2 separate regions of the Mus musculus genome follow, and region 2 is linked to region 1. Evidence: chromatin loops called from intact Hi-C (ENCODE). Cell type or tissue: left cerebral cortex. All regions are shown on one strand. Each heading gives the region's core, and the rest is flanking DNA. Links, peaks and the distances in the headings are about the cores only.

Evidence for each region. Hi-C counts contacts between places; a loop is a spot of excess contacts. Peaks named below come from ENCODE experiments on the same cell type or tissue, not always from the same donor. Only the 100,000 strongest peaks of a DNase experiment are listed, where the experiment ranks them.
Region 2: a loop joins it to region 1, with 2.8 times the contacts of the local background. A loop is called at or near these places in 3 of 42 quality-filtered maps.

What each region holds. Positions count from the first base shown.
Region 1 is chr12:98,204,033-98,216,716 of GRCm38, forward strand. It overlaps Galc (galactosylceramidase), which reads right to left. Exons shown (of 17, transcript NM_008079.4): 12 at 12,219-12,305; 13 at 10,301-10,451; 14 at 8,950-9,127; 15 at 4,679-4,842; 16 at 3,362-3,438; 17 at 1-55. Among named protein-coding and RNA genes, the nearest start is that of Galc, 49 kb to the right of the region's middle. In left cerebral cortex, for the core only: a CTCF peak has its summit at 8,634 (motif pointing right); DNase peaks (open chromatin) are centred at 4,817 and 8,647.
Region 2 is chr12:98,615,083-98,627,766 of GRCm38, forward strand. No RefSeq gene overlaps it. Among named protein-coding and RNA genes, the nearest start is that of Spata7, 6.7 kb to the right of the region's middle. In left cerebral cortex, for the core only: a CTCF peak has its summit at 6,105; a DNase peak (open chromatin) is centred at 6,066.

The DNA.
Region 1 (12,684 bases), core at 1,635-9,634:
CACGGACGTTTTTCCATAGGATCGTGCCGTTCAACATACCAAAGGCGAAATAACCCTGCAGGAGAAAGAAATGTATCCCTTGAAAATGGAAATAATGCTCTGAAGTCTATTTAAGAATATGCCTCAGCTACTTAGTGGGACAAATGCCTTGTCTCCCTCATCGAAGGCCTAGAGCTGTAAAATACAATTGCAGGTGTTTCAGCAAAAGCCTGAAAACAAATTTTCAGCAACTTTTTTTTTTTCTGAAAGAAGTACCTCTGTTTAAAGTGTTGCCCAAATGCAGCCAGGCGTGGTAGCCCACACCTTTAATTCCAGCACTCGGGAGGCAGAGGCAGGTGGATTTCTGAGTTCGAGGCCAGCCTGGTCTACAGAGTGAGTTCCAGGACAGCCAGGGCTACACAGAGAAACCCTGTCTCGAAAAACCAAAAAAAAAAAAAAAAAAAAGAGTTGCCCAAATGCATGAGATCTCAGTATTTCCTGATGTTCTATCCAAAATCAAAACACAAAAATATGCCCATAATATTTTATAGTATTATGAAACTTCAGACAAAAGTCCATTAAAATAACTCAGTAGTTGCACATACTGGTACATTGACTAAGTGGAGAGATTCCTCCAGAGTTTGCTGGAGCCCAAATGCCTGCTACAAACTGCTATGTGTGTAAGGTCTAATTAAGGACTGTGCACTCAGTCAGGAGTTAGCCTTGAATTTACTCTCTTTGTCCCCATGAGGAGCATGTTACTACAGAGCCATATGGAACGCCTCCCCTTAGGTCAGAAGAGCAGTAGCCATGGGTTAAGCAGAAAAATGGGGCAAAGTGGAAAGAAGAGGGAAGTGTGTATGAAGTGTGATTGACTCGTAATGATGGAAAGAAATCAAGTATGTCTTTCTCAGCAAGTGGCCATTACGTTGCCCTCGCTATCTGGCTGGCACACAGTAAACTAAATTTCAACCTTTATTACCACTGCTGTAGTACACTGTGAGCACACACTCAAAAGTACACCAAGTCTGCAGCTAGCCATATAAAACAGGCTACTTTCAAAAGATAAAGACCTAGAGAGTCTTTATCAGGCCAAAACCCAACACAAATCTTCAGTCTCAAAATGATAGTACAGTGCTCTTTAATTTTACAGATGAAGACACTGAGGCCTGGGCTGATTAAAATTCCATGTCAAAGATTTCCCAGAGGAGCCAGGAACTGAATCCAAGCCACCTAATGCCCAATGTGAAGCCAGTGCCCCTGACTACACACCTGCCCAGTTGTCTCCGTCTCACAGCACTTCCTGGACATCCTCTGCCACTTCTAGGGCAGTAACTGTCAGCACCGGGTCATCAATGGACACACGGACACACACACGGACACACACACGGACACACACACACACACACATGGACACGGACACACACACACACACACACACACACACACACACACCATGTTAAACATAGTTTATCCCATGGGGCCACACTGCCTCCTGGGCCCACACCCCAGGCTCCAGGCAGCCTGGAGCCCCAGGTGCTCCTCTCACAAGGCCAGACCAGCAGCCTTTCATACCCAGCTTGCTCTCTGCCCCATTTACATCTACACTCAACCATCACTCAGTTCTCTAACTTCCCCAGTTAGAGAGGCAGAGCAGGGGGCTATTTTATCACACGACCCCAAACTTCTTCATAATGATGTGTGCACTCACGTCCAAGTTACTGAGTTGGAACAAAGCTCAAGCAAACAGTGGCCTCGGGGCCAAGCACCTACTTCTGCAGTGCACTTTCACTGGAATGCAGGCACACTAATCTTTCATCTCGTCTCCCATGGCTCTCTCCCATGGCTCTCTCCCATGGCTCTCTCACACTAACAGCAGAGGTGAAGAGGTACAGCACAGACCACATGGACCACAAAGCCCATCTACCTCCTGCCTGGCTTCTCCAAGTAAAATGTTTCCCCAGCCCTGAGAATCAACTCCTCATACAGCATGGCTGATCTTGAAGCTACATCATAGGGTGGAAGAAGTTAACTGATTTGCCCAGTCTCAAAAATCCGTTAGTGGCAGAACTGGACCTAGGAACAGACCTTTCAATGTTTCTCTCTTACCTACCTGGCACCATCATCAGGGCCAAGAAATTTTGGCTAGACAAGTCTTAGGATCCAGGAGAGATCCCGCCCCTGCTATCATTCCAGTCAGCACACATAATATTAAGCCAACCTTTAATGACTTAAGCCCAGAGCCATATATAGATTAATGCATCTTTCAACCATCATCAGAGAAGCCTCCTTTTGCAGCAGATGGTGATTAACACGAAGACCCAAATTGGTCTAGGTGCAGAGAATGAGAGACTTCTAAATGGTCTACCATAAATAGGATGCTATATCACATCTGGTCTTCCCAAGGCTCATGGATCATGGGTGGAAGAGGGGGCAGAGGGATTATAAGAGCCAGAGGCAGTGGGTGACTATAAGGAAAACTGTTCTCTGGACATAGCAGGGGAGATACACACATACACACACATACACACACACACACACACACATATGAAATCACAACAATTGTTGCACCACAAATGAGACCTGTGCAAGCTCAAGCCGGACAGAATCCACGCATGCCCAGCAGGGGTGGCTATGAAGTGGTGCAAATTATGTGCACTAGGAAGAGTATGGTCAAATAAACTACCTCACATCCCAACTCGGTCCTCAACTCTAACTAATAAACAACTTAAAATGAGAATTCTCATTTTCAGTGGTTGGATGGGAACACAGAGCAAATTTAAATTTGTTCTTTGAATCTCAATTTCAGTTTCTGCTTACAACCTAAACAGAAGCAGGAAGGGGCTGCTGCAGGAGAGGCACACATCGCAGATCGCACAGCATCCTTTGGGAAACACTCAGTATCTGCTTCATGATCAACCAAGGATGCTGCTGCTGCTGCTGCTGGCCAGATTCCCCTCATCCTGTGAACTCTCCTGTATCTCCTCTAATAATAAAAGTGTAGAAAACTGTGCTGAGACTTCAATGAGTCTAAACGATCAGAAGTAAGTTTCCATGACTCTGCATACTCCTGTAAGTTGTATTTAGACTCTTGATTCAAGAACACTGAGAACCACAATTCACTTGTTGACTTAACTGCTCACTCTTCAATTTAAAAGGCAAAAACAAAGTTAGAAAGGAAACACTGGTCTGAAAAGTAGACTCCTGATTCCCATGAGAGTCACTGCCATACACCTCCATGCTATGGGTGGATGTCTGGCGACTCCACATCAGACTCCCTCTTTTCACCATTTGTCACATCCTTCCATTTGTTTTATAACAGAAAATTCTAGAAAGTTACAGAAACATTTTATCTCCATCCTGTCTCATCAGCAAGACCCACCTTAATGCCTAAGGTGAGTGTGTACCATCGTTTAGCTGTAACGTCCGCATGTCCTGAAGCATACGTTATCCATCCACCTGTAACACAAAACGGATATCTCAACTGGCTTACTCTTAAGACCTAAATCCTATGTAGGATCAACAACCTAGGGAGGGTTGTAAGTGGCACCTATACTTAGTTAATGAAGCAATGCTCCTTCATTTCCAGATCTACAACTGACTTAAAAGGAAAATCCCTCGTTCAGCTACACACTACACAAGCATGTATTAAGATTCTATTCTACACCACAGGAATATGTACACTCACAGCAGAATGAATGAGATAAACCTTAAAACTAACTACAGTCTGTTATATTACCATCTAAGCCCATGGGTAACCTATATCTGGTTGGAGCAGCCTAAGACTGCAAAAGACTGCCAGTGAATGGATGTGCTCACATGAACAGCGTCGACTTAAAATAGACAGAGAATAAGCTAATTTTGCACATATGACATTTGGATGCTGGAAGAAACCTAGGAGCGGACACCAAACAGGTGATTTAAAACTACAACAATGGGGACTGAGCTGCAGACTGAAATCCCGAGTTCCGATTCCACCACTGACATGTTTTGGGGTTTCAGGGAAAATCAATTCACGTCTCTGGCTCTGCTTTGGATCAAAAACTCAGTGAGGTACGTCCTGGACGGGTAGCATCCTTACCACCTGTCACCTCCTTAATCCTTTACTTAACAGGGCTGGGGCAAAGAGCAGAAAACTATAGGACAGATTGGTTTGCAGGGGAGGGGATTAGACTAATACAGGAGTAAGTCAAGAGGCCGAGAATCAAGAAGTTACCACCACAGGGGCTTTGTCACTCCAGCCGTGCGAGCTAGGCGTAACTCAGTGTCAGCCCTGCACAGCAGCTTTTCTGCACAGGCCGGTGCTGCTGCGACATGGCAGTGAGGAGAGGCAAACTCTTTCCAAGTATCACGTATATTAGGGAAGAGGCGCTCTCCATCTGAAGAGGCTCCACTTGTTTTGACTTCTATGAGCACCAACATTCTAGTCTGAGTGTCTCCTCAGAGTGCTCTTCTCCCGTCACCCCTTCACCGGGTTCTCCACAAACCTTCCCCTCACATCACTGCGTGCCCCGAATGCCCTAAAGGCCTTTCTGCTGCTATTTTCTCATTTACTGAGATGCCCTTTTCCTTACAAATCAAATAGCTATGATTCTGAGCGGCTTAGTACTCGCCAGCACATGTTGAAATTCATCCCAGAAGACACAGACACTTAGACAGGCTCAAAATAAGTTGTGACACGTGAAAACATGTCATTTACCCAGGTCAGCTGTGACTCTGTAAGAGCCATTTGCAAAAATCCAGAAAAAGACTCCTGTAGCACTTCTAATCAAGATTCCACCTTTATTCACTCTTCCAGCAATGAATACGCCGCCGCTCCGAGGGGTCTCTATATAAACATCGCACTGCACAGTCATGTTGGTCCTGCAGAATGAAAGCGGCAGTTACATCACCCTCGTCAGCTACGCTATGATCCAGTACCGGCATGGCCAAGCCTCCAGTCTTCAGTTGAGAGACTGACACGCTACACCCTAAGCTCGTAGCAAGGATGGGCTTCAAGAATGCACACTGATGACTGTTTTAAGTTTAACAAGCTTAAATTAATCAACTTTGTTGATTCTTTTAGTGGGTTGCTGGACAATATTTATAAGCTTTAAGCATGTTTAATAGCATGTTTCTTGTCTGGATATACTAAAACACTTGGTCATTCTGCAAGTGTGACATTGAAAGGAAACATTTCTACGCTGCATAAAGGTGGCTTTCAGTGACTGTGAACAGAAAGGTTTACTTACATTTCCACCAGCAGAGAAAATGCAGGCCATAAAGAGATAGTTGCAGAACTCAGGCTACTTTGAGACTAGAGTATAATTTATACCTATCAAGATTTAAAAATGCCTGAATAAAGATCTAACTCAATTCTGACTCTAACATGACAGTCAGTTTGGAGGCTACAGCTAAGACTCCGAAGTTAAGGGCACTGACTGCCTTTCCAGAGGACCCTGGTTTGATTCCCAGCACTCGAGGAGCCTTACAATGGCCTAAAACTCCAGTTTCAGGAGATCTGCTGCCTTGTATGGACTCTGCCAGGTCTGCACACACATGGCATACAGACACATACATGAGGGAAAAACACCCATATTCATAAAAAATAAATTCAAAACATGTGAAGATAGTATTTTGTTCTGATTCTGCAGCAAGACCTCTGGAATCTAATGGGATGCTGGGTAACCCAGCCTGATGGCGCCGTCCCCCAGCGCCTAATTCACTAAGTCTGAGGTGGGCCCTGAATATTCCCATCTCAACTTCCCAGATGATCTGAGGATGCTGGTGCACAAACCTCATTTTGAGAAGTGTGTTACACTGCACAGGCTGTCTGCCTGATACCTTTACAGACGCAGTAAAGCACTGTGCATAGGTTCACTGGTCCACAGGGATGGTCTGCCACACAGGAACCACCACAGCCTTTACAGTAAGCTCTCCTCCCGGCTGCTTTCCGCTTAAAGATGTTCCCGGGTACAGCCCTTTCCTCCTGAGACAATACTATCACTCCCTGTAAGCAACCACTTCATACTCAGCATGTAACCGCAAATAGGGAAGGCATGCACATCCTGTCAAGTAACAAATCCTACAATTTATCTAAAGTAAGACAAGGACACCAAGACATCTGTTCTGGACATGAGGCAGGGGGATAATGGATCCTTACGTCTCCTTTACGTTCCTCAAAGTTTCTTAAGAGAATTGTGTACAGCTGAACCCTATCTTATAGGAGTGGGGGAGAGAGAGGGAGAGAGAGAACACACATGTAATAGAGAATTCAGCTGTGAGCAAGAGGAGGTTATTTTGTGGAGATCTTCAGATCACAACCAAAGCTTACAAAGAGACAGAAATCTCTTTACATATCTCTTCAGCAAAGCCCGTCCTTCCTGCTCAAATTACCATACTGGTTCTCATCAGGATCTAGGGCTGAGGCAGGGCTCTGAGGCACACACAGCAGTGCTGAGGCCTGACTGCCTTACTAAAGCAGCGCTGCACACAACTGATCTTTCCCTGTCTCCCTCTGAGGAAGAAGACTGGCCGATTAAAGCAAGGCTTCCGGCAGACACAGGCCAGGTCCCAGTTCTGCCATTTACATGGAATGGAATTGTGGGTAATGGAAGTGTGGGTAATGGAAGTGTGGGTAATGGAATCGTGGGTGTTATCTCATTGCAGAACTCCCTTTCCCAATCTACAAGTTGAGCATGATGCATCTGCCATCAGGGGTTGACCACTTCCCTCACCAGCCCACAGTCGCAGGCATGGTGTCTCTGTGGCTCTCTGAACAAATCTCGCTGCTGGAATAGAGGATATAACATTCGAATATAAAACAGGATAAACCCAAAACACCAAATCACATGGAAATTAGGCAAAAAGGTGTTAGTGCAGGGGAGTTTCTGGGTGCCCTGAGCAGAAAAGCATGCTGGAAATACCCAACAGTGGGGAGAGGGAACTTCCACCTCCAGCAGAAAGGCAGGGCATCAAATAGAGGGATGGGGTTGCCATCCCACACGCAGAAACTCTGACCCAGAATTGTTCCTGTCTAAAAGAACCACAGGGACAAAAATGGAGAAGAGCCTGAGGGTAAGGAGGTCCAACTTGGGATCCATCTCAAGGGAGGCTCCAAGGCCTGACACTATTACTGATGCTATGGTGAGCTCACAGACAGGAGCCTAGCATGGCAGCCCTCCAAGAGAGGCCCAACAAGCGGCTGACTGAGACAGAAGCAGATACTTACACCCAACCACTGGAGTGATGTCAGGGAGCCCTGTGGCTGAATTAGGGAAAGGCTGGAAGAAGCTGAGGAGGAGGGTGACCCAATAGGAAGACCAGCAGTCTCACCTAACCCAGACCCCTAGGATCTCTCAGACACTGAGCCACCAAAAAGGCAGCATACAGGAGCTGATATGAGGCCCCCAACACATATACAGCCGAGGAGTGCCAGGTATGGACTCAGTGAGAGAAGACATGCCTAACCCTCAAGAGATTTGAGGCCCCAGGAAGTGGGGAGGCCTGGGGTAGGGGAAGGGGGGAGAAACCATCTTCTTGGAGACAAGGAGCAGAAGGAGGAATGAGATGAGGAACTGTGGGACGGTAGACAGGGAGGAGATAACAAGTGGACTGTAAAAAAAAAAAATAAAAGTAATAAAAAAAAAAGTAAAGCTTGTCTACTTAATTTTTTTTAAAGGAGAAAAACTGTATTTTGGCAGAAAGTTTCAGACAGACTTCAGCCCATTGATGTAGGAAAGCCTTTGTGGAGAGACTCCCTGGTGGCAATGGCTTCTCACATGGATAAAGAGGGGAAAAAAGCTACAACCCAAAACAGAGGCCACCCATTCAGCAATACATCACTTTCCAAACGCTCCATTACTTCCATAAACAGACTAGGCACCTTGTAGGGGACATTTCAAATACAAGCTGAAGCAGCCACCATCTCTGTGCACTTTCCTCTCAGTGTAGATCTATATCCTTAACACTTCTGCTAACAATGCAAAGTATGTTCATTGTCTCATGCCATTCATTCAAAGCAACCATCGTTTTCATCCTACTATAGAAAAAGTCCACTTGGCATCCTCAGTTTGATTTTGGAATAAAACTTCAAACTTTTTTATAATTATAGACTTTTACACACGAGCAATATTGCATATGGGGGACCATTGGGACAATCTTTCCTTAGCTTCTCCCTTTTTTTTTGGCATATGTCTTTAAATTTATTTTCTTTCTTTTTTAATTAGGTATTTTCTTTATTTACATTTCAAATGTTATCCCCTTTCCTGGTTTCCCCTCCAAAAACCCCCTAGCCCCTTCCCCTACCCCCTGCTCCCCAACCCACCCACTCCAGCTTCCTGGCCCAGGCATTCCCCTACAATGGGGCATAGAACCTTCACAGGACCAAGGGCCTCTCCTCCCATTGATGACCGACTAGGCCATCCTCTGCTACATATGCAGCTAGAGCCATGAGTCCCACCATGTGTACTCTTTGGTTGGTGGTTTAGTCCCTGGGAGCTCTGGGGGTACTGGTTAGTTCATATTGTTGTTCCTCATTTGGGGCTGCAAACCCTTCAGCTCCTTGGATCCTTTCTCTAACTCCTCCATTAGGGACCCTGTGGTTGGCTGCAAGCATCTACCTCTGTATTTGTCAGGCACCCTACACCAGCTAAGGCAGTGTAATTCTACTGTTTGTCCAGCAGGTGGCAACACCAGCTTAACAAATCAAATCTGGTAAAACACTTCACAAAGCCTGCAAATAAATATTAACCTATAATCAGGTCCAGAAATCCTCAATTTTCCCATTAAAGTTGGATTTCTCTGACCGCAATTATCTTCAAACTGGCATAATCTAAAGGGAGGACATGGAAGCTAATTTGATCACTTGAGGTCACATAATTCTGACCCACCACCTATTAGGTTCTTGACAGGAGACGGCCTATTGGAATCCCTTCACTCAGAATGTACCCCAAATCGCAAGCGTATACACTGAGGGCATCTCTCACACACCAGTGGTGATCGCCTATAACACTGATTGTGCTGGAAGCGTCTGCAGCCCAGGTAATAGGTCGTTGGTTGAGAACTTGGCGCAGCGTGAAGCGGTGCTCACGGTCTTCATTATTCATGTAGTACTCAAACACGCCAGTCTGATCAGCAAAATTCGGAGCTTCACTAAAAAGTGGGTACTCTGTTCAGAACACAAAAAGTAAGTCCTCCACTTAGTATCTCAGCGGCTGATTAGCAAGCCCTTACCAGATCTCTCCTTTCTGATATCGGTGATACACTGTGAAATACTTGACTAATTTATAAAACATAATACTTAGAAACAAAGTTTAGGGTGTGTGTGTGTGTGTGTGTGTGATGTATTTGGAAATATATCCAAATAATTGACCAGATGCCTGTACTAGAGCCAATCAGCTGAAAGTTCATGTCCTGTCATGGACTGCGAGAGCCAGCAGTGAGTGGCAGAGTCCCCTTGTTGGGTGCAACAAGCGGGGCTGGCCCCTGCACGGGGTACGGTACGTCACACTGGCAATGCTAATCCTCTGCGTGCTGCTTTTCTACAGTTGTCAACTCTGAGGACCCAGCAAGAACAGAGCTACCTGACTCTTCTCTGAAACCTTCAATCCCACCAAATGCTGTTCTTGCTGGGTCCTCTGAGATGCAAACACAATGCGCATGCCTTCTGTTTTCATATGGTTTCCCCCAGTTACCTACCCATCAAGGCTTTTCTAATCACTTTACAGCAGATCCCCCTAAAGACCTGAGAGCTAGACTATAACCCCCCAGTAAACAATGAGTTGGAGCCCCTCATTACATCATAACTGTGTTAGGCACTCAAGTCCCTCGTACTAAGATACATAAGGTGGTTTAGCCTCCACATGCCTCCAGGACGGCAGCACCTAGCTATACACCCTAAGTTTCACCCAGAACAACTTAGAATTATAACTTTCATTCTCACAATGACTTCTGCATTTCTTCTGGAACTGAAAAACAAAAATCCACATCAAAGAACTAGAAACACTAGCTACCTTTGAACCAAATAAAACGCGGAAGCAGTGCTTCTCAACCTGTGGGTCGCGACCCCTCTGGGGTTTCAAACAAACTGGACATCCTATTTATCAGATATTTGTATTATAATTCATAGCAGTAGCAAAATTACAGTTATGAAGTAGCCATGAAAATAATGTCGTGGTTGGGGGTCACCACAGCATGAGGAACTGGATTAAAGCATTGCAGCATCAGGAAGGCTGAGAGCCACTGCTCCAAGGGCTACTCTCCGTCCAGTCTGACAAGAAGAAGCCCTGCCCTACGTCTACAGAAGGTGGATGACAGGTCGCGCCTGGCTAAGACTGCTTACCAACATTGAAATCATCCTTGTAGTTGGTTGGGAAGGGCTTCGAGCTGGGAGGGGGAGGGTAGCTGCCTTTGCGACCTGTGGTCAGAGTGGTGAGCGTAAATATCTCGTCCTCCTCCAGTTCCAGTGTGAAACTGCCGCTGCCGTCAAGGAGCTGAAAGAGAAGACAGCCCCACGTTCAAGGACAGGTGCTGGGGAGCGGTAAAAGAAATAAGCGTGAACAGCCATTCTGTTAGGACCTCCTAAACACGTGAGGAAGACCAGAAATAAGTACCCAGGCCCTTGACAACTTTAAGGGTATTTTAGAAGTGTATAAATAATATTTTATAGAATTTCACCAGATGGGGGGTGCCAATGACAAGATACCTGAAGGTCTATCTGTCACCCTACTCTTCCATTACACTGTAAGCTCTCTAAAGCTTGGGTACATTCAATTAATGTAACTCAGCAGCCTGCTTGCTTCTTTCAGAGCCTTGCTAAAGAAAAGAACCCACAAAGCCCACAGACACCTCAAGAAACATCTTACAATAAGAAATAAAACTTAAAATCTGTTCATCGTATAGTCAGTTCAGATTTCAATTAGTAGGCTGACTCTGTGTCACAGTTAGCCTTCTTGAAGCTAACAATACACTGAGAATTAAACCACATGTTTATAAAGGTCTTGCTTAGTTCACCTCGAAGTGTGGCCCCGGGGAAATACTCCCTAGAGCATAGTCCTGTAATAAGCGTAGCCCTCTGGAGCCGTTTGAATCCCCACATAACTAATGTGGGCTTGAGCTCAAACCTCCTTTGAAACTTTAATGAGTTTTATCTACACTGAATTAAAGGGTTTAGCATCGTATCATTGCTTTAAGGGTAAATAGATGCAGAACCATGAATATCTGATGCCACATTCTGCCTCAGGATTAACAATATTCCTATGCAGGAGATCAATTTGATTATGTTATTTCTAGCAAACTATTATACAAGTACAGAGTGGCCTAATGGGCATGTAACCATTGATATTGACTAGCTAACTATAACATTAATCATTATTAAAAATCCATCAGATTAAGTCAAATAGATGATGTAATTAACCTATTTTCTGGGGCCTCTTTATTCTTGGAAATCTTTCCTGAGAAGTCACCCAGTTCCAAGCACCATAAACCCCTGGACTAAAAGCAAAATAAGGCAAATCCCCAACCTCCAGGACAGCAAAGTGGTGGGGAGCCTGTGATGAGACCCACAGAGCCCGACACTGGGCCCAGTGAGTGAGGCTTTGAAGAAACCCACACTTGAGGTGACATATCTTCACAGATATGAAGGAAATTGAGACGTTCACTCTGGGAGGAAACACCAGCTACTGAGATAAGCATCTGAAAAGGAAATCTGTTTTCTGCTTCCTGAGAGGACAGTGAGGGTCACGTGACAGGTCAGTGGGGCTCACATGGGGAATGTGAGGAAAGCTATGTGGGGAAAGCTGCTGATCCGTTCCTATTTTAGGCACCCCACTCTCTAGCATTGTGATGGCTGGCTCTGAGATTCTGACTGACTGCTGAGACCTGGGGCACTGTCCACGAATAAGGGAGACCAAACAGAAACGAGTAGCAGAGAGAAGAAAGAACAAAGCATAAGAGAAACCCACAGAGGGCAGGACTGCCTACAGTCAACTGCTGTGGGGACACAGACTGAGCGGATGGTCTCAAAGGGGGGCAGCCAGGCAATGGTGGCACAGCCACCAACATAACTAGTGTCTAAGGACAGCACAGCGGTGCACATAAAAGCTTCTCACACCTTCATCACGATTTCTGATGAAGATATGAATGCATTTTATCTCCACTGTCCCGTAGCCATAAAATCATCTTCATTTTAATTCATTGATCCAATTTGCCCCTTTTTACCGTTGTAACGTCCCAAGCATAGAAATCAATGATAAAACTACCCATAGAGTATCCAGTTGTTTAAAATGAAGTCTCTGCTGCGGAGTTCCCAGCTTGGTATACCACACCTGCAGCTCTTGTATTTCTCTCTGTGGAGAAAACACAAGAAAACATACTTGAGAGATTCATCAATTCCTGTTATTAATACCTCAAGAAAGCAATGCCCACTGTTTCCAGTCGCTGAAAAGACCACCTCTAGGTTTGGAAAACAGGACATTGTTTAAGCCAATCTTTCACGTCCTGTCACCAGGAGCAGCAAGCAGCTGCATTAACCGCCTCCAGGGACCTGTCTTTTTCTGCTTTCGTTTCACCTAAACGCGTAAGGAAAGCGGGACACAGCCTGGGGACACTGACTGGCACCAGCTTAATCACTGTAACACTCAACTGGGCATGCTCAGAAGCACCCCTGTCATCGTCCCCTTTTGAGCATGTATGTGTTCTCTGACCTTGCACTAGGTAGGTCCAGCA
Region 2 (12,684 bases), core at 1,999-9,998, 410 kb after region 1:
AACCTTACGTGAGAGAAATGATGCTCTGGGATGTAACAGAGCAGCCAGTGAGTGCCCGCCTCCAACAGCCTCCAACAGCCTCCAACAGCTAGCTTTTACAACAACTTGAGAAAATTTACACTAGACATGATGCTATTAAAAGATGTCTTAGAGCATGACATACTACCTATATATTAAATGCTTTCTCGAGACTCTTATTGCTAGTGGCAGCAATAAATATATTAGCTCATAAAACTGGCAGGGCCAGAGGCATAACTCACTCAGCCAGAGGTATAGTTGAGGAGGGGTAAAATAATGTGTTTAAGGCTGTCTCCTCTTCCTCCTCTTCTTTCTCATCCTCTTTCTCATTGCCCCTCTCCTTCTCCTCCCTCTTTCCCACACAGAGCAAGGTAGCTGTCAGTAGCCCAGAACTCACAGCTCCTAGTTATAAAGAGAAGCTTCAGGGAGTAGCAGCAGCAATTATGTGCCGAGAAGGACGTGGATACTCTGGGGAAGTGGGATGCTTGCCTCTAGGGTCCTGAATGCACCTCAGTCCCTGTAGCCATCTAGCTGGGAGTGCTCTGCTAGACCAAGGACTCTGCCCCTTCCTGTGATAATCAATGGATAGGGAACAAGAAGGGCCTGGGAAGGACAGAAAGGGGAGCCCATATCATAAGGATCCGAGATGGGTCTCCTATTGGAAGCGAAGGGGGAAGACACTCTTCAGACAAACAGTATAAGTGCTCACAACAAACACCTTTCCTGTACTCAGCCAACTGTAAAAGAACCTCGAAGGTCGCTTCATAATAAAAAATTTAAATATGAACAGGAAATGTGTTTTGCACGGCCCTTGTTGCCAGGGCAACAGACACTGTAAAGCTCTTGTTTCTCAGTGCATGCCCCTTCCTCGTGTACCACAGACCACACACACACACTCCTTAGCACTAAGAGTGTTCTCTGAACACCAGTGTCCACTCCTCCTAAATTGTGTGTGTGTGTGTGTGTGTGTGTGTGTGTGTGTGTGTGTGTGTGTGTATGTGTGTGTGTGTGTGTGTGTGTGTATGTGTGTGTGAATATGGGTGCCTGTGGAAGCCAGAGGCCTTCCAATCCCTTAGAACTAGATTTACATGCAGTTGTATTCTGTCTGACTTGGGTGCTAGAAACCAGACTCAGGTCTTCCGCAAGAGCAGCAAGTGCCCTTCACCACAGAGTCCTCTCCAGCCCCTAAATCTTCACTCTTTAAAGAGCAGCATGCGTTATTCTCTGACATGACATGGGGGCGCCATGGAGTCCAGTTTCTCTCCCTCCCTTAAGTTGATTCCTTTGCTCTTGACCTAAAATGACTGCCACTTGTCTTAAGATGAAAAACAATTATTTCACCCTGGAAAAATATGCTCGCTTGCTTATTTATTTATTTATTTATTTATTTATGGGAAAGGCGAGAAAAAGTAACATCAATGGTTTCCATAAACTGAAACACTGCCATGTATTACTTCTGTAATAATTATGCACGAGGCACATGGTCTTTGGATCACATTTCCCTCAGAACGCGATGGGATTCTCTCTGATCCTCTTACATGCTCTCCAGTCATTCAGAGCTTTTAGCTGCTTCAAAAGGATCATCAGGAGTTGGATTCCTTCAGAGATCCTGCCAGAGTGGCAAGTGGCAGTCTACAACCATTAAGCGTAGACTGGAATCAACTTACTTTGAACCAGGCTCTGCTGCCATTGGCTGCCCGCGCTTAATGAAGGACCTGGTTTCTTCACCTGTAAAACACCATTATGCCCGTGAGACTGGCAGAAGGGACAGCACATATTCATGGTTCACAGAGAGCTTGGCTTGTCACAGTTTCCCTCTCCTGACGCTGACCCTGGTTGAAGACTCAAGTGCAGTAATTCATGAGAAAAGTAAATCTCGCTAGGTGTCCAGCAGGGTAATAGAAGTGAGACAGAGAAGAGAAGGAAGCCGAAGGAGAGGGGTTTTCTATTGAGTAAGTTACCACTGTCAGCAGATAGGATTCCATTCATCGGGGACCTCAGTCAACAGGAAAGAGCAGAGCGTATCCTTGCCAGGGTGTGAGCGAGCTCTGCAGTTTATCCTCGTCTGTGTAGTTCTTGTCCGAAGACTGTTAGAGCCTTAGCGAGTTAGTTCCTTGGCCCTCTGCCAGGCCCCAGAGGCCAGGTCTTTAGGACAGGCACGGTGGCATACATATTTAACCCCGGTGTTTGGGAGGCAGAGGCAGAAGGATCTCTGTGAGTCTGGCGCCAGACTGGTCTACACAGTAAGTTCCGGGGCTAGTCAATCCTACATAGTAAGATGCTGTTTCCAAATGAAAAATGTTACTTTAAATTATATTTTATCTCATTTATCAATGACAGTTTTTAGGACTGGTTTGTCTAAGGTGAAACACTTAGGCAAACTCACCTTCTCCATTTTGTGTGGCCATGAGTATTTATAAACATCACTTTTCTACTATTTGGGGAGCATGTGCTAAGGGAGTGAGCATGATTAATCAAGACACTGGGATCCTTTGTCTCGCTGCCCATTCACAGACTTAGTAAGCACTAAATCAGGAGCCAGGGAACCAGGTCTGTAGGATCACAATTTATCTTCTCCAGGATCCTTTTGATTTAGTGTTTTCTGGCTTCCTCCTAGCCCCTCCAAAAGCTTCTTTAAAAATGAAATTATGGACTGGAGAGATGGCTTGGTGGTGAAGAGCGCTCTTCCAGCGGATCCAGGTCCAGTTCCCAGCAATGGTGCTTCACAACCAGCAATAACCCACCCAGGGGGCCTCTTCTGACTTCCATGTGCAGCAGGCATGAATGTGATATGCATGTATAAATATATATGCTACACATATAACACATATATGCAGTAAAACAAATCCATACACATAAAAATAAACCTTAGAAAAGACAGCTTATTTTTTAAAGATTTATTTATTTATTTTATGTATATGAGTACACTGTAGCTGTACAGGTGGTTGTGAGCCTTCATGTGGTTGTTGGGAATTGAATTTAGGACCTCTGCTCTCTCCGGTCAACCCCACTCACTCTCTGCTTGCTCTGGCCCAAAGATTTATTTATTATTATAGATAAGCACACTGTAGCTGTCTTCAGACACACCAGAAGACGGCGTCAGATCTCATTACAGATGGTTGTGAGCCACCATGTGGTTGCTGGGAATTGAATTCAGGACCTTTGGATGAACAGTTGGTGATCTTACCTGCTGAGTCATTGTACCAGCCCAAAAAGACAATTTCATACTGGTGGATAATTTAGATTTTGCTTTAAAACACAAAGCATTAAGAATACTAATTGTTTTTTAATATTTATTTATTTATTTATTTATTTAATGTATATGAATACATTGTAGCTGTGCAGATGGTTGTAAACCATTATGTGGTTGCTGGGAATTGAGGATCTCTTGCTCCAGCCCAAAGATTTATTTATAATTATATATAAGTACACTGTAGCTGTCTTCAGACACACCAGAATAGGGTGCCAGATCTCATTACAGACCGTTGTGAGCCACCATGCGGTTGCTGGGATTTGAACTCAGGACCTTCGGAAGAGGGCGTCAGAATCTCATTACAGATGGTTGTGAGTCAGTGCTCTTAACTGCTGAGACAGCTCTCCAACCTCAAAAATGCTAATTGTTTACAGAAAAGAGTTTACAGCAAGGCAAGAGAGAAAATAAACTGAGTCAAATAAGAGACAGAATGATGTCTGAGGGGTCAAGGGTCACGCTCACCTCCACTCTCTAAGCTTGTTTGCTTAACCATTCTAAAGGAGTTACTTCTAAACAAATTGTTACATTTGGATATAAAATGGCCATAGGTCCCATAGGCTCATGTGTTTGATCAGCTAACTGATCTCCTCCTGGGGACATTGTTTTGGGAAGGTTGCATAAATTTTTGAACTTGGAACCTTGCTGGCAAACAGAACCACAGAACAGGACTTATGTGTTATAGCCTGGTCTAATTCCACAGAACAGGACTTATGCGTTATCGCCCGTCCAGTACCAGCCCAAGCCCTCTGTTTCTTCATGCAATAAGATATGGACAAGCAGCCTCAAGTTCCCATCGACGGGGCTGCAAGTTGCCAGGAACCTCACCATGCTTTTCTCGCTGTAATAGACTGCACCTCTCAACACATGAACCAGAATAAACCCTTTTTCCCTTAAGTTGCTTCTTGGAAGATATTTGGTTCAAGTGAATGAGAAATATAATCTCTAAATTCTTTTCTTAAGTGGAATTATCTGGCTAGATGAACAACTTGGTTGTAACTTTTGTTTTTCTCTTTGTGTGTGTTGTTGTTGTTGTTGTTGTTATGATCTGTTCTCAGGGGCAGTGCCATCTATAAACAGAGAGTGAGTGCCTTCAGTACAAATAATTGGCTCCTTAGGCTGGGTATCCTTCTAACTCATTGTGACAGTTGATTGGCAGGAGAAGAGTATATAAAATGTTCCTAGACTATAAGAACATGTTGCCTAGTAACCAACAAATGAGTGAGTTATCTTCATAGAGACTTGTTCTCTTAATTGAATGAAAATATTTGAAGAACACAGCTGGGAAGAAACAAAGACGGAGGGCTGTGACAATTATCAGTGGACCTGATGTTGAAATCTTGGCAGCCTTCACCAAAAGGTCAAAATGTGAATAAATGTGGTAACAAGAAGCCAGCCAAGCTGCCTACTGAAATACAGTCTTGTGCACTTTTCAAACACATGGGGCCATAAAACTGGATTGTGGCGATAAGCATATTAAGATGTGTAGGGAGAGATGGAGAGGAGGCTCAGCAGTGAGGAGTATCAGCTATTCTCTCAGAGGACCCATATGGTGGCTCATAGCTGTCTGTAACTCCAGTTCCAGGGCATCCAACATCATCCCCTTCTGGCCTGAACAGACACTGAACTTACACGGTGCACAAACATACACATAAAATAAAAGTAAAACTATTTTAAAGTGCAATCTAAGCACTATGGCAGTGTTTCTCGACCATCCTAATGCTGCGTTAATATAGTCCCTCATGTTGTGGTGACATCCCCCCCCCCCACACACAAACCATAAAATTATTTCATTGCTACTTCATAACTGTTATTTTGTTACTGTTATCAATTGTAATGTAAACACCAGCTCTTCAGGGAATCTGATATTCAACCCCCATGAATTATTTTTTGATGCCCCCCAAAGGGGTCACAACCCACAGGTTGAGAACCGCTGCAATGTGTGGTGGGTTGAATCTGTAATCTCAGAACTCAGAAGGTAAAGGCCCAAAAAAATATCATGAGCTAAAAGCCAATTTGGAGAAACCGTGTCTCGAAACAAATAAACAAAAACTAAGGGCCAGGTATATCTTAGCAATAGAGAGCTTGCTTGTCTAGAAAACATAAGACCCTGAAGTACGATGTTCAATATCTAATACCACAAAAATACATAAAACCCTATGTGGTTTCATAGCTCATGAGAGTGGTCAGGGACAAGAGTCTGTTTATGTTCGGGGATCAGTGTTCTCTATTGCTTAAGATAAGTCAGAATGATCACTTGAGGTCAGTAGATCTTATTATCACTGTTTGTATACCCGTATTCCCATTAGACGCATATTACTTCACAAAGAATTATAGACATTCCTACTGTCTCTTGCTTTAAACAATAAAATTAAGAAAAATCAAATTATAGGTTGACAATGATGGAGATTGTTTTTATGAGGACTTTTAGATCATAGCCTAAGCTTACCCTGCCCTTGAAAGAGAAGCTCTCCTTCTGCCTTTAACTATAACTGAAACAACCCAACCCAAGAGTCATTTCTTTTTTTTTTTAAAGATTTATTTATTTATTATATGTAAGTACACTGCAGCTGTCTTCAGACACTCCAGAAGAGGACATCAGATCTTGTTACAGATGGTTGTGAGCCACCATGTGGTTGCTGGGATTTGAACTCTGGACCTTCGGAAGAGAGCAGTCGGGTGCTCTTACCCACTGAGCCATCTCACCAGCCCGCCAAGAGTCATTTCTTACAGTGCTTGCACCTTACAGTCCCTGGGTAAGAGACCTGTGGGTTAATATTGCTTGCACATTGCTGATTTTTCTCACTCGGATGGCGCTTAAGCCTTTCCTAAAGCCCCCTCTAGTGACAAGCAGAGAATTAATCCATTTCAGATCAATACCCACACACTTTAAACTTACATTGTGTCCCTTGCCTTTTAAATGAATCACGTTGAGAAATGGCTTAAAGGGGTTGGGGGGAGCTCAGATTCCCCAGAAGTTTTCAGTCACTGAAACGTAAAGGACTTTGTACAGAACTGAGGCCACACAAAGCACCCACACATCTTTTCATTCTAAATGTTTGAGGACACACAGAGTGAGTGCTCGTGCATCTTTTCATTCTATATGTTTTTACTTGGCCCTGATGGATAATCCAAAAGGAGTCCATGATTTTCCTTCTTTTTGTCCTTTAGAACCTTCAGAATTAAGATATGTTAGTAGAGGGGCTGGAGAGATGGCTTAGTGGCTGAGAACACTGGCTGCTCTTCCAGAGGAACTGGGTTCAAATTCCAGCACCCACATGGCGGCTCACAACCATCTAAAACATCAGTCCCAAGGAATCTGAAGCCTTCTGGCCTCCATGGACACCAGGCATGCACATGGTGCACAGACAGACTCATTCACATTAGGAGAAAAAAAAAACACTAAAACTAAATAACATAAAACCTTCATGGTCAGGAGAGAAAGCTCAGCAGGCAAAGACACTTGCCACCAAGCCTGATAGCCCAACAGTGGGAGGAGAAAGCTGGCCCTCTAACTCCAACACACATGCTCTGATATGTGTGCACAGACATACATACATATATACATATGCACACATAAATAAATACAGTGTTATTTAAAATGTTAAATGTCATAATAATATTTTATAATAACTCAATAAAAGCAATGATAGAGCTTTGACCTTTTGTCTCTTGTGTCACTTTTCTGCATTCAGTGGATAATTTTCACTGACACTTCTAGGCACGTCCAGAGGTAAGCACCATTTTAGGAGCATTCTGTACTGTGAAATGTACTAGCTACAAAATAGAAATTAAGTGTACAATAATAAAGCATTAAAATAAAATGAACACAGACTACATGTTTTATTAGGTCAGATGGTACAGACTGTCTATACATAATTGTTTTTATTTATGTTACCACCCCAGAGGCTTAGAAATCATACAACTAGAGAGATCTAACTAAACCATTAAAATAAGAGAAGAGCAGGCTGGGGAGTTGATTGGCTCAGTAGTTAGAAGCATGTCTTGCTCTTACAAAGGGTTGGAGTTCGAGCCCAGTACGAACCACAACTGCCTGAAACTCTAGTTCTAGGAGACTCAAGTCCTCATCTGGACTCTGGAGACACACACAAGTGCAGTCACACACACACATAGACACACACAAATAAAAAATAAAGCAGAAAATTAAAAGCCACATTTTCAATAGAGAGAAGAAATAAGATAAAAAGTGGCCTAAGATAATATCAAAACCAAATCCAAATCATAATTTTGAGCATCTTTTCAACACATACACAATGAAACCATTGTCCTCCACTGGACAATTCACTCAAGAGGATCATATTTTTTTCCTAAACATGGATGTGTCAATTTCTGAATATGAATAACAGCAATCTACTACTAAAGTAATTTCTGAATGTGGAGTGATGCTGATACATCCAGCAAAGGGTCTTCAGAATCATGTCTCCTTCCCAGAGGTCAATATAACTAGTACTGATCCCAAGTGGAAAGGTCTCTTGGGAGCTTAACCCCGCAATAAGTTCAGACCAGCTATGTATGTGCCTGTGGTCAAGACTTGAATTGTCTCTGGGAAAAGGTGTTGTCTCTTGTTCACACACACAGAGTGAAACCCAAGAACAAGTTAAATTTCACTTGCAGTAATATGTTCATTGCAGAACTGGAAATTGACTGACCCTGTTGCATTCATTCTTGAAAGGACAGAACAACATTGAGGCTTTAAAGAGAAACACCAAACCGAGGATGGTTCTCAGAGAAAGTCAAACACCAGGGAATGCTAACTTCAAGGCCTTCTCCCATCTGCAGCCCTCCCCCAACCAGCCAGCCTCTTTCCTACTTCAAAGTAGAGTATGCTTTAACTTTCATTGGAACTAGGTTTCTCCATACAATATATTCTGATTACAGTTTCCTCTCCATTACTCCTCCCAGTTCTTCCTTGCCTCCTCTCCCATCCAGATTCACATAGACTTTTGGTCTCTTGTTGGAAAACAGGCATCTAAAGAATAATAGTAAAATACAATAAAACAGCTGGGCGTGGTGGCGCACGACGCCTTTGATCCCAGCACTCAGGAGGCAGAGGCAGGCAGATTTCTTGTAGTCTCCCCTCCCCCAGCCTGAAACCTGCTTGCTCAGGGGTGGAGCTTCCCGCTCAATCTTTCTGCCAAGCCTACTGCTGGAACCTGCCGCCTTGCTGTTCTGAAGCCATCACGTGATTACCCTGCTACTGGACTCCAAGATTATTTGGCGGGAATTGGGCCCCTACCCCTTCCTTTATAACGGAGTGCCGAAATAGTAAAAATTGAACCTTGAGCAGAGAGCTTTGTCTTGGTTCCTTCCTTATCTCGCGCAGCCCAGCCCCTCTTCTCCTCCAGGTTTCCAAAATGCCTTTCCAGGCTAGAACCCAGGTTGTGATCTACTGGCCAGACACAACAATTTCTAATTTCAAGGCCAGACTGGTCTACAAATTGAGTTCCAGGACAGCCAGGGCTATACAGAGAAACCCTGTCTCGAAAAAACAAAAACAAAAACAAAAAAAAAAAACAAAAACAAAAAACCAAAAACAATAAAACAAATCAAAAACGAACAAATGAGAATAATACAAAAACAAGAAAATTAGCCAAAGAAAAACCATAATAATAAAAAAAATACATGTAGAGATATACATGTTCACACACACAGGAATTCCATATTTAAAAAAAATACCCACAAAAATGGAAGCCATAATATATACCCAAAGGACCCAGGGCAGAATATTTTTATATTTTTATCTGCTTTGATAAGAGGAGCTCGCATGTCTTTCTAGTGACCCAAATCATTGTGTTGCCTTCTTCAGTTTGCCCTCTAAATTTCAGCTCTCGTCAAACTCAGCAAATGCTTACTGGAGGCCTATTATGCACAGTATTACAAGCAAGGTGGATTTTTAAGTTGCTAATGGTGTAATGAATGCCTTAGGGAATCTTAGAATTTTAAGTAACAATGAGTAGGAATAAAATTTTCTGCTTTCTACATACTACCCAATTCTGTCTTTTAAAAAAAAGATTTTATTTTTAACTGAGTATGTGTGGGTGTACACACATCAGTGAAGGAGTCATTGGAGGCCAAAGGTATCAGATGCCCTGAAGCTGAAGTTAATTGTGAGCTGCTGGATGTGGTAGCTGGGAACTGAGCTTGGATCCTCTGCAGGAGCAGTAGATGTTCTTGACCTCTGGCCCACAGCTGCAATCTCCCTTGGTCCCCTTACTCTGTATCATCCAAACTATTGTTGGAGACATAGAATCATCATATTTCAAGTGCAATTTTCTCTCCTCCCTATGTCTTAACATACCAGTATTCTGGGCATTGTCATAACTTGGATTCTGGTTTGTTTGGGTTTTTTTTTTTTCTAGTAAAATTCTTTTTTTTATTTTAAACAATTTTTATTAAATATTTTCTTCATTTACATTTCAAATGTTATCCCAAAAGTCCCCAATACCCTCTCCCTGCCCTCCTCCCCAACCCACCCTGTACTGGGGCATATCATCTTTGCAAGACCAAGGGCCTCTCCTCCCAATGATGGATGACTAGACCATCTTCTGCTACATATGCAGCTAGAGACATGAGCTCTGAGGGTACTGGTTAGTTCATATTGTTGTTCCACCTATAGGGTTACAGACCCCTTTAGCTCCTTGGGAACTTTCTCTAGCTCCTCCATTGGGGGCCCTGTGTTCCATCCAATAGATGACTGTGAGCATCCACTTCTGTATTTGCCAGACACTGACATAGCCTAACAAGAGACAGCTATATTAGGGTCCTGTCAGCAAAATCTTGCTGACATATGCAATAGTGTCTGCGTTTGGTGGCTGATTATGGGATCGATCCCCGGGTAGGGCAGTCTCTGGATGGTCCTTCCTTCCTTCCTTCCTTCTGTCTCAGCTCCAAACTTTGTCTCTGTAACTCCTTCCATGGGTATTTTGTTCCCCATTCTAAGGAGGAACGAAGTATCCACACTTTGGTCTTTCTTCTTGAGTTTCATGTGTTTTGCAAATTGTATCTTGGGTATTCTAAGTTTCTAGGCTAATATCCACTTATCAGTGAGTGCATATCATGTGTGTTCTTTTGTGATTGGGTTACCTCACTCAGGATGATAACCTCTAGATACATTTGCCTAAGAATTTCATAAATTCATTGTTTTTAATAGCTGAGTAGTACTCCTGTTTTTTTTTTCCCTCCTTTCATTGTTATAGGATTTCTGATTTACTTTCCTTAAGCCTAGCTCTCTTTATATTTGGCTCTTCTGAAACAGAAGTCTTAGAAAAGAAAACCCTGACACATGCAGAGTACCACATTTTCTTGGACAGGCAATGTCCATATCATAACACTTTTATATGCACGATTTCCAGCATCCCTTTCATTTACATAAACAGGGACCTGTGGCTCAGCCCGGCTTAAAATTTAATTCATGATCAAACTTGTAAGCTATCCTAGCTATCTTATTTCTATTGCTATGATAAAACACCTCCACCAAAAACAACTTAGGGATAAAATGGTTTATTTCAACTTACAATTTACAGTGTATCATGAAGGGAAGTCAGGACAGGAATTCAAGGCAGGAACCTAGAAGCTGACCCTGGAGGAACACTACTTACTAGCTTGCTCCTCAAGGCTTGCTCAATTTGCTTTTCTACACAATCCAAAGCCATATTACAAAATATTTTTTATTCATCTAATGTAGTTGTACTCTTGGAGGCTAACTGCTGGATAAACTCACCCTTGCTAGGTCTTTCTGAACTCCAGATGGCTGGTTTAACTCAGCTATTCTGGCTCAAACTCCTCCCTCACCAAGATGACTGATTCAAACTGGCTTCTCTCAGCTTCTCACTGAATTGCTCTGTTTGGCTTCAAACTAACTCTGGCAATTTATTCTAATCTTCTTGATCCTTCTCTGGCTTTACCTGCCTCTGTGGACCTGCACTGAACTGCATAAACTCACGAATGAACTCCAATCCACTTCACCACGCTCACTGCACTGACCCCAACTGACTGAATTTAACTACACTGACTCACTGACCTGCCCTTTCAAACATGCTCCTTCCTTCTGTAAACTAACCTTACTTTTATTGCTTGGGATTAAAGGGGTGTACTCAAGGTGTGTCTATTCCAGCCAGAGTAGCCATGTTGCTGGATTGAAATTCCTCTATATGAGCTGCCTAGAGATAGCACTGTCCACAGAGTTCTATAAACGAGCAGAACCCAACAGGATGTGTGTGTGTGTGTGTGTGTGTGTGTGTGTGTGTGTGTGTGTGTACTTATTAAGTCAGCTTACAAATAGCAAATACAGCTGAATTACAGCTGAGAGGCTGAGAACTCAGTAGTTTCTTCATCCTTGAGTGCCTCTGTAGTCAGAGTAACTCCCCCACCCCCACCCCCACCCCATGGTGCCCATCTCTCACTGGGGAGGCTGGCATAGTTGCTCTGTCCACAAGGCTGGATGCCTCAGCTGTCCTGATCTGGTGAAAAAAAAACCTGAAAGAGAGAGCTGCTGAACCTTAGATCCTGATAGAAAACTAAAAAGAACTGATTCTGGTGTGGAAGGATTCAACCACAGCAGCAGAAGAAAGCAACTTGAGGAAAGGACAAGCCAGAAGAGGTGAATTTCAGCCATGACCGTTTACATCTGGACTGCTAGTAGATGATAACACCTTCAATCAGAGTGGGTCTTCAAAATCAAAATTTATCTATTTATTTATTTATTTATTTATTTATTTATTTATTTAATGCATATGAGTACACCATTGCTCTCTTCAGATATACCAGAAGAGGACATCAGATCCCATTACAGATGGTTGTGAGCCAACATCTCAGGACCTCTGGAAGAGCAGTCAGTACTCTTACCCGCTGAGCCATCTCCCCAGCCCCTTCCAAATCATTTAAGGAAATCCGGAAAGCCTCCCTATTCTGGAGGTTCTAACTTTCACTAGGGTGCCATAAAAACCAACCATAATATCTAGACGCTCAAAGTTCAGCAAATCTGGCTCGGAATCCAGTATGCTTTCTGTGACTACAGAGGTTCTCAAATGGGATGTAGTTTCCTCCTCAGGCAACCTTTGGCAATACCTAGTGACATTTTTGGTTGCAATTAGGTTGCAATTAATGGGTTGTGGTCTTCTAGTGGGCAGAGCCCAGGAATACTGCTATATGATACCACAACAAGGACTTATCCATCCAGCCTAAAAGTTCAAGAACGGGTTGCTGAAAAGCCTAGCGGGACAGAATGCTTTCTGCACTCCCTCTACCCCGTTCTGCTCTTATTTCCATGGATACACAATTAACTACTGCAAAAATAAACAACTCGCAGAAAGCAGCGGAATACATCCACACTTTTCTCACTGCCTTCTTCCATTCAAAATGAACCGATCTTTGTGGCTTTAAAGATAAAGGGAGAG